2 separate regions of the Mus musculus genome follow, and region 1 is linked to region 2. Evidence: chromatin loops called from intact Hi-C (ENCODE). Cell type or tissue: heart. All regions are shown on one strand. Links, peaks and the distances in the headings refer to the core of each region. The heading gives the core; the rest is flanking DNA. Region 1 overlaps Bcan (brevican). Region 2 overlaps Isg20l2 (interferon stimulated exonuclease gene 20-like 2).

The links. Peaks named below come from ENCODE experiments on the same cell type or tissue, not always from the same donor. Only the 100,000 strongest peaks of a DNase experiment are listed, where the experiment ranks them.
Region 1: it touches region 2 in a loop (6-fold over the local background); 20 of 42 quality-filtered maps call a loop at or near these places.

The regions. Positions count from the first base shown.
Region 1 is chr3:87,985,626-87,988,529 of GRCm38, forward strand. Bcan (brevican) reads right to left here. Exons shown (of 14, transcript NM_007529.2): 13 at 2,647-2,837; 14 at 1,906-2,342. The coding sequence ends at 2,247. Among named protein-coding and RNA genes, the nearest start is that of Bcan, 13 kb to the right of the region's middle. In heart, for the core only: a CTCF peak has its summit at 1,516 (motif pointing left); DNase peaks (open chromatin) are centred at 436, 1,456 and 2,126; H3K4me3 peaks cover 1,896 bases; H3K27ac peaks cover 2,500 bases.
Region 2 is chr3:87,934,709-87,937,612 of GRCm38, forward strand. The region is part of intron 2 of Isg20l2 (interferon stimulated exonuclease gene 20-like 2); the gene reads left to right. Among named protein-coding and RNA genes, the nearest start is that of Isg20l2, 5.8 kb to the left of the region's middle. In heart, for the core only: a CTCF peak has its summit at 1,201 (motif pointing right); a DNase peak (open chromatin) is centred at 1,243.

The sequences.
Region 1 (2,904 bases), core at 159-2,658, 51 kb after region 2:
TGGGAGGCAAGGGTATGGTGAAGAACTGGGAGGTGGAATGTGTCAGAGCATCCAGAGGCAGCAGGAACCTGGCAGAAGGCCAAATCACAGGCTCCTAAGCGCCGTGCCCCCTGGGCAACGCTCAAGCTGCTACCTATTGCCCTGGGTGGGTCTCTCTTTTCCAATACCTCTTAAATCCGGGGAACAAGACATCCTGATGGGGACCCCACTCAACTCATATGTGGAGGAGGCTGAGAGTCAGGGCACACAGTCAGGGTCCCAACAGTGACAGCTGGCAGCCGTGGCCGAGGTGTGGCCCTACTCCAAGTCTCCAAAGAGGTGTGCTGGTGCTCTATGTGTGACTCCCGAGGCACTGGCTAGCTACTGTCCATTCAGGGCACTGCTGAGTTATTCCAGGACACCCCCTTCCCTCTTCCTCCCCTCCCCCCCCCCCTTCCCCAGGAAGCTCAACAAGCCAGGAGGAGGTTTCCTGTTTGCTGCCCTGCCAGAGAGGCCCAGCAGGTGAGGGAGGACTCTGATTCTAGTCTCCCATCCACTTCTGGGACTCTCCTTACCCACAGAACAGAGAAGATGGTGGACCTGTGCCAAGTGGGAGGTTTGATGATGAAAATCTTGGAGAAAGGGCCGGGAATCCCAGTTTGCCACAAATTCACCATGCTACATAGAAATCATCCACCCACCGTGCTCCACCCACCGTGAGTTCTGAACCCAAAAGACAGACTCTGGCTCTTCTCTAGCCTGCTCCTTTTCGGGATCCATCATCCTGGGTCTTCATCCACTTACAGTTCCAGCTAAATGCCCCGACAACCCCCAGAACGCATTGAATGGGCAACTATGAGCCGATACAGGATAAAGCAGGGTCCACTCTTCCCTGTAGATCCTTAAGAACCAGTTTGTACTCTCTGCTTATTCTGGGTTGGCTGTGTGGGCAGGCAGATGAGCCCCGGGGCTGGAGGAAGGAGGATGATGATGGAGGTGGTGAGGTCTGAGAAATCCGTGCTTTCTTAGGGAAGAAGGGCCAGCAGAGTCTCAGGTCCTCAGCGCTACCTTCCCAAGCCTCTGTCTGGGACTCAGTGTCTTTTGCCATTTGTTTTTGTTCTTGTCGCCTGGCTTTTAGAAAAGGACTAAGAATGGCCAGGTGGGTTAATGGGTATAAGGCATGCGTCCTCGTGGCCCTCAATGCTGATTGAACCAGGTGTGAGGATATGCAGCCATCATTTGCCTTCCCTCAGGATGGGACTCCAGCCAATTAAAGGAGCTCTGGCTGGTTCAGGCACTGGTCATCCACTTCCTAGCTTGCGGTGACCTCATCGCTTCAGCCTCCGCTGACTCAGCCGAGACCAGCCCAGTCTTGTCAGCCGGAAGTCCTGCATTCCCCCCCGCACAACTTTCTGCCCCGCACGCCTACCAGGTCTGCCCCGCAAGTCAGAAAGACCGCGACTCCCCCTGGTGGCCTCCTGGCTCCTCTCTGGTCCGGATCTACTTCGCCCTCTAGAGCTACATAACTGTATCTGCAGCGCCCTCTACTGGTCACAGCCTGTGAGCCCCTTGGCGTGGCGGAGGACCCCTTAGCTTGTTTTTAATATCCTCTGCCTCCTTCTCTGTTTGTCGCTGCCCAACCTTCCCTTCAGCACTGCAGGAACGGAGGCACTCTCAGGAGCTCAAAATGAGGCCACCAGGGGTCCCCCTCTCCCCAGACCCAATTCTTCATTCGGTTGGTGATCTGATGCAGGCAGTGGTGAATCCTCGCCGGCTAGGCAACCATTTTACGCCAGGCATTGCTCTATTCTTCAAGTTCTTGGTGATTTTTCTGACCTTTTGCAAGGTAATAATCGCAGCGGGACCTACCTTTGGAGGGTCTGCCTAACACTGTCTGAATGTCCACATGTACACAGAAGCATCAAACTTTGGGTTCAGACAACTTTATTTCCACCTGGTTTTGCTGGTACTCCATCCTAAAAACTCTTTGAAAATCAAGAACGAATAGCACAGTGTCCCCTAACGAAATCGAGGGACAAGGAGGCAGCTGACATGAGAGGGCAGTTGAGGCACTTAGGGACTTACCGGGTAAAACCTGAGGCCCTTGTGTGAGGGGGCGGAGCCACCCAAGTGTTTCCCAGAAACCCCTTCGAGCGCTGTCCTCTGAATTTCAGTCCCACCCCTCTCACGTCACCCCCTATCATGGGGAAGAGCACTGGCAGTTGATGTGAGAGGGTCCTGCTGGGGGCAGCAGTCTTCCAGGCTCCCTAGAGACTGGAGGGCGGTGTCAACGGTGCCTTCCTGTGCCTCGAGAGCTGTCCCCGTGGTCCTTCTGGGGCGTCCATGGAGCGCAGAGCACGGCCCTATGGAAGACAAACACACCCATCCTCTGCACGGCGCTCCTCCTTAATAACCTGGGTCATTGCTGCTTAACCCCTGCCCTTTTCAAAATACTTGCTCTGCCCTTAGGAGCCCAAGTGTGGTTGCAGGTTCTCAGCCATCTGCACCCACGAGGTCTCCAGAGCTCCAGCCTATTTCCTTCTCTTAGCCTCAGCGAGAGGCAGTGGTCACTCCAAGCTCAGTCAGTGAATGGCAGGCATAATGGGTCTTTGAGCCTAGGGCTGCCAAGTAGCTGGTGCCCCCTACCTGTTTCCTCCTGTCACTTACAGGCCTCCGGGGTACACAGGAAATCTGAGGGGCCTCCCAAAGCCCATTCTCCTGGCAGCGGATCAACGGCAGGTTGCGCTGAGCCAGCCCGTCTCGGCATCGATATCGAAGCACAGTATCCACCGCGTAGCGCAGCCGAGGGCGACCAAATATTTGAGCCAGGGGTAGCTGTGGTGGAGGCCCACAGGACACTGCAAGGGGTACACATTTAGAAGCTGGGAGCCTGGCTTTGTGGATGATGGCTCCCAGAAACTTGAC
Region 2 (2,904 bases), core at 206-2,705:
AATGCATGGCATAGCTGGAAAAGACAACGGGGCAAACACCAGAGCCTCCAGTTCCATGTCCAGCACTCTGCACTGGTCATCACATTATCTGGACTGCCAGGCTATAGGCTGTAGGCTGGCCCTTGCAGCTCTCCTGCCTGTAGCACACAGAGCCCCTCTGTTGGGCTAGCTTCACTTTGTGCCTGTAGTGTACTTGACAAGTACACTGTGGTCCTGGCATTTCCAAAGCCCCAGATCCTCCATTGTAACTTAGGTTTCACCTTTACAGCTTTGTGCAGGAGCCTCCTTGAAAGGGCACCACTCCTGTCTGTCACACATGACCTCCCCTTAAATGGCCTTCATGCAAGCCCCCATTACCCCCTTATTTTTTGCATTTTTTTAATGCCCTAAAAATCAGTGCCACGTGTTGCAGAAAAGTTTTGCTTCCAGTTCAAAATGTAGTCTGGGCCCCTAAAACTAAAGTTGTGGGGACATCTGTTTGCTTTGAATAAATTTTTTTTTTGAGACTTTTAGAGTTTCTCTGTGTAGCCCTGGCTGTCCTGGAACTCACTCTGTAGACCAGGCTGGCCTTGAACTCAGAAATTCGCCTGCCTCTGCCTCCAAGTGCTAGGATTAAAGGTGTGTGCCACCACACCCGGCACTCTGATTAAATATTAATTAAGAACTTTCCTAAGTGCTGATTCGGCTTTCTCCATTTAAATGAAGTGATTTTTCCTCCCCTGTGGGCAGAGTCTTGCCCTTTATGCACTTTACCCCTTGTCCCAGTGGCGGCATCACTTTTCATAGCCTGTAACTTTGAGTGTATGGTATATGGTCTTTTCCCCAGCAAACTGTTCTCCCCCCCCCCCCACTAGTTTACTATCCTACTTGCTCTCTCACTGTAGATGTGGATAAGAACAGGGAGCAGTCGCCTTTACATAGCCTTGAACAGTACCCCGTGTAGAAGTATCTTCTGCCAAACAGTCCATTATTTTTTAATTCAGCCTCATTCAAGTTCTCTGGGCTCTGATGAGCCAGGCCTTCATTGTTGCATTTCTCTTGGCGTTATCCTCTTTCAGAATTCCCCCAGAATAGCCCATTGAGCCCTGTATGCAGCATTCTAGTTCTTCTTCTCTAATCCACCTCTCTAAACTCCTACATTCCCTCCCCAAAACCAGTTCCAAAGGTAGAGAACCTGCTGGTGCTGGGTGGCCACCAGAGGGCACCATTGCTCTGCTTTGCAATTGGGGAATTTGCTTTCTCTAGACACACTTCAGGAATTCTTTTTCTTGGACAGGGCTTCATGTAGCCTAGGCTGGCTCAAGCTGGCTTTGAATTTGTAGCTAAGGATTATTTTGGTCCTCTGATTCTCTTGTACCTATCTCCTGAGTGCTATGATTATAGGCATGTGCCACCACACATGGTTTGCACAGATACAACCCAAGGCCGTATCATGACAGGCAAGCGCTATGCCAGCTGAGCCACATCCCCAGCTCCTCCAATGATTCTTTTAATGCCAGACAGTCCACTGAAGGAAGTTTATAAGAGATGAAGTAGCTAGGGGTTTTTAAAAAGGCAGGAAGTACCAGGCATGTTGGTGCACACCTTTAATCCCAGCACTGAGGAGGCAGGGGCAGGTGGAGCTTTAAACTTGAAGCGAGCCAGGACTACACAGTGGGGTTTCTCAAAAACAAAAGGAAAGAGATGCCAGGGCACAGTTGCGTAGACGTGTAGGAGAGGGCCCAGCTTCAGTGAGGGCAGCTAAGGGCCAGACAAGATGAAGCGCGTGCTGGGGGAGACTGAGCAGAGCACAGAGCAGATGCTTGTTGGTTGAACCTACCCGGGCAAAGACACACTGTGTGGTGTTCATCACCAAGAATTTCACCTTGATTAAGCTGGGGTTATGAATCTGAGATGAGCCCAGATGCCTTACTAAGTGGGTCCCCTGAAAACTGCAGGACTGCTGCTGCTTTCACAGTACCGTTTTGAGTATGGCCTGCAGAACCTGTAAGATTTTAAATGCTGAGACTTTAGTTGGTTTCAAGAAAAGTATCCAGAAAACCCCATCTACAGCTTTACTCTTTTTTTTTTTTTCCAAGACAGGATTTCTCTGTGTAGCCCTGGCTGTCCTGGAACTCACTTTGTAGACCAGGCTGGCCTTAAACTCAGAAATCCGCCTGCCCCTGCCGAGTGCTGGGATTAAAGGCGTGTGCCACCACGCCCAGCTTTTTTTTTTTTATTTATATGAGTACGCCGTAGCCGTCTTCAGACACACCAGAAGAGGGCATCAGATCTCATTACAGATGGTTGTGAGCCACCATGTGGTTGCTGGGAATTGAACTCAGAACCTCTGGAAGAGCAGTCAGTGCTCTGAACCACTGAGCCATCTCTCCAGCCCCAGCTTTACTCTTTCAATGGCTATTGTTTGTTTGCTTTCTTAGCTTTTTTTCTCTCTCATTTTGTGAAGATGGAGTGTGTCATGACATGAGTGCAGAGGTTAGAGGGTGACTTGTGGTGGCTGGTTCTCTCATGTGGGTCTCAGGGATCATCGCAGATCATCAAACGTGGTGACAAGAATTTTTATCTTCGCCAGGCAGTGTGGCGCACGCCTTTAATCCCAGCACTTGGGAGGCAGAGGCAGGTGGATTTCTAGTTCGAGGCCAGCCTGGTCTATAAAGTGAGTTCCAGGACAGTCAGGGCTACACAGAGAAACCCTGTCTTGAAAAACCAAAAAAAAAAAAAAAAAAGACTCTTTATTTTCGGGGTCCATCTTACTGGCCTACCACCTTGGAGCAGGTGCTCATATATCCCAGGCTAGCCTCATGTATCTCAGTCTAGTCTCAGACCTTCTGTGGAGCCAAAAATGACTTTTAACTTCAGTTCTTCCTACTGTGACCTCCCAAGTATAGGGATTACAGGCCTGTG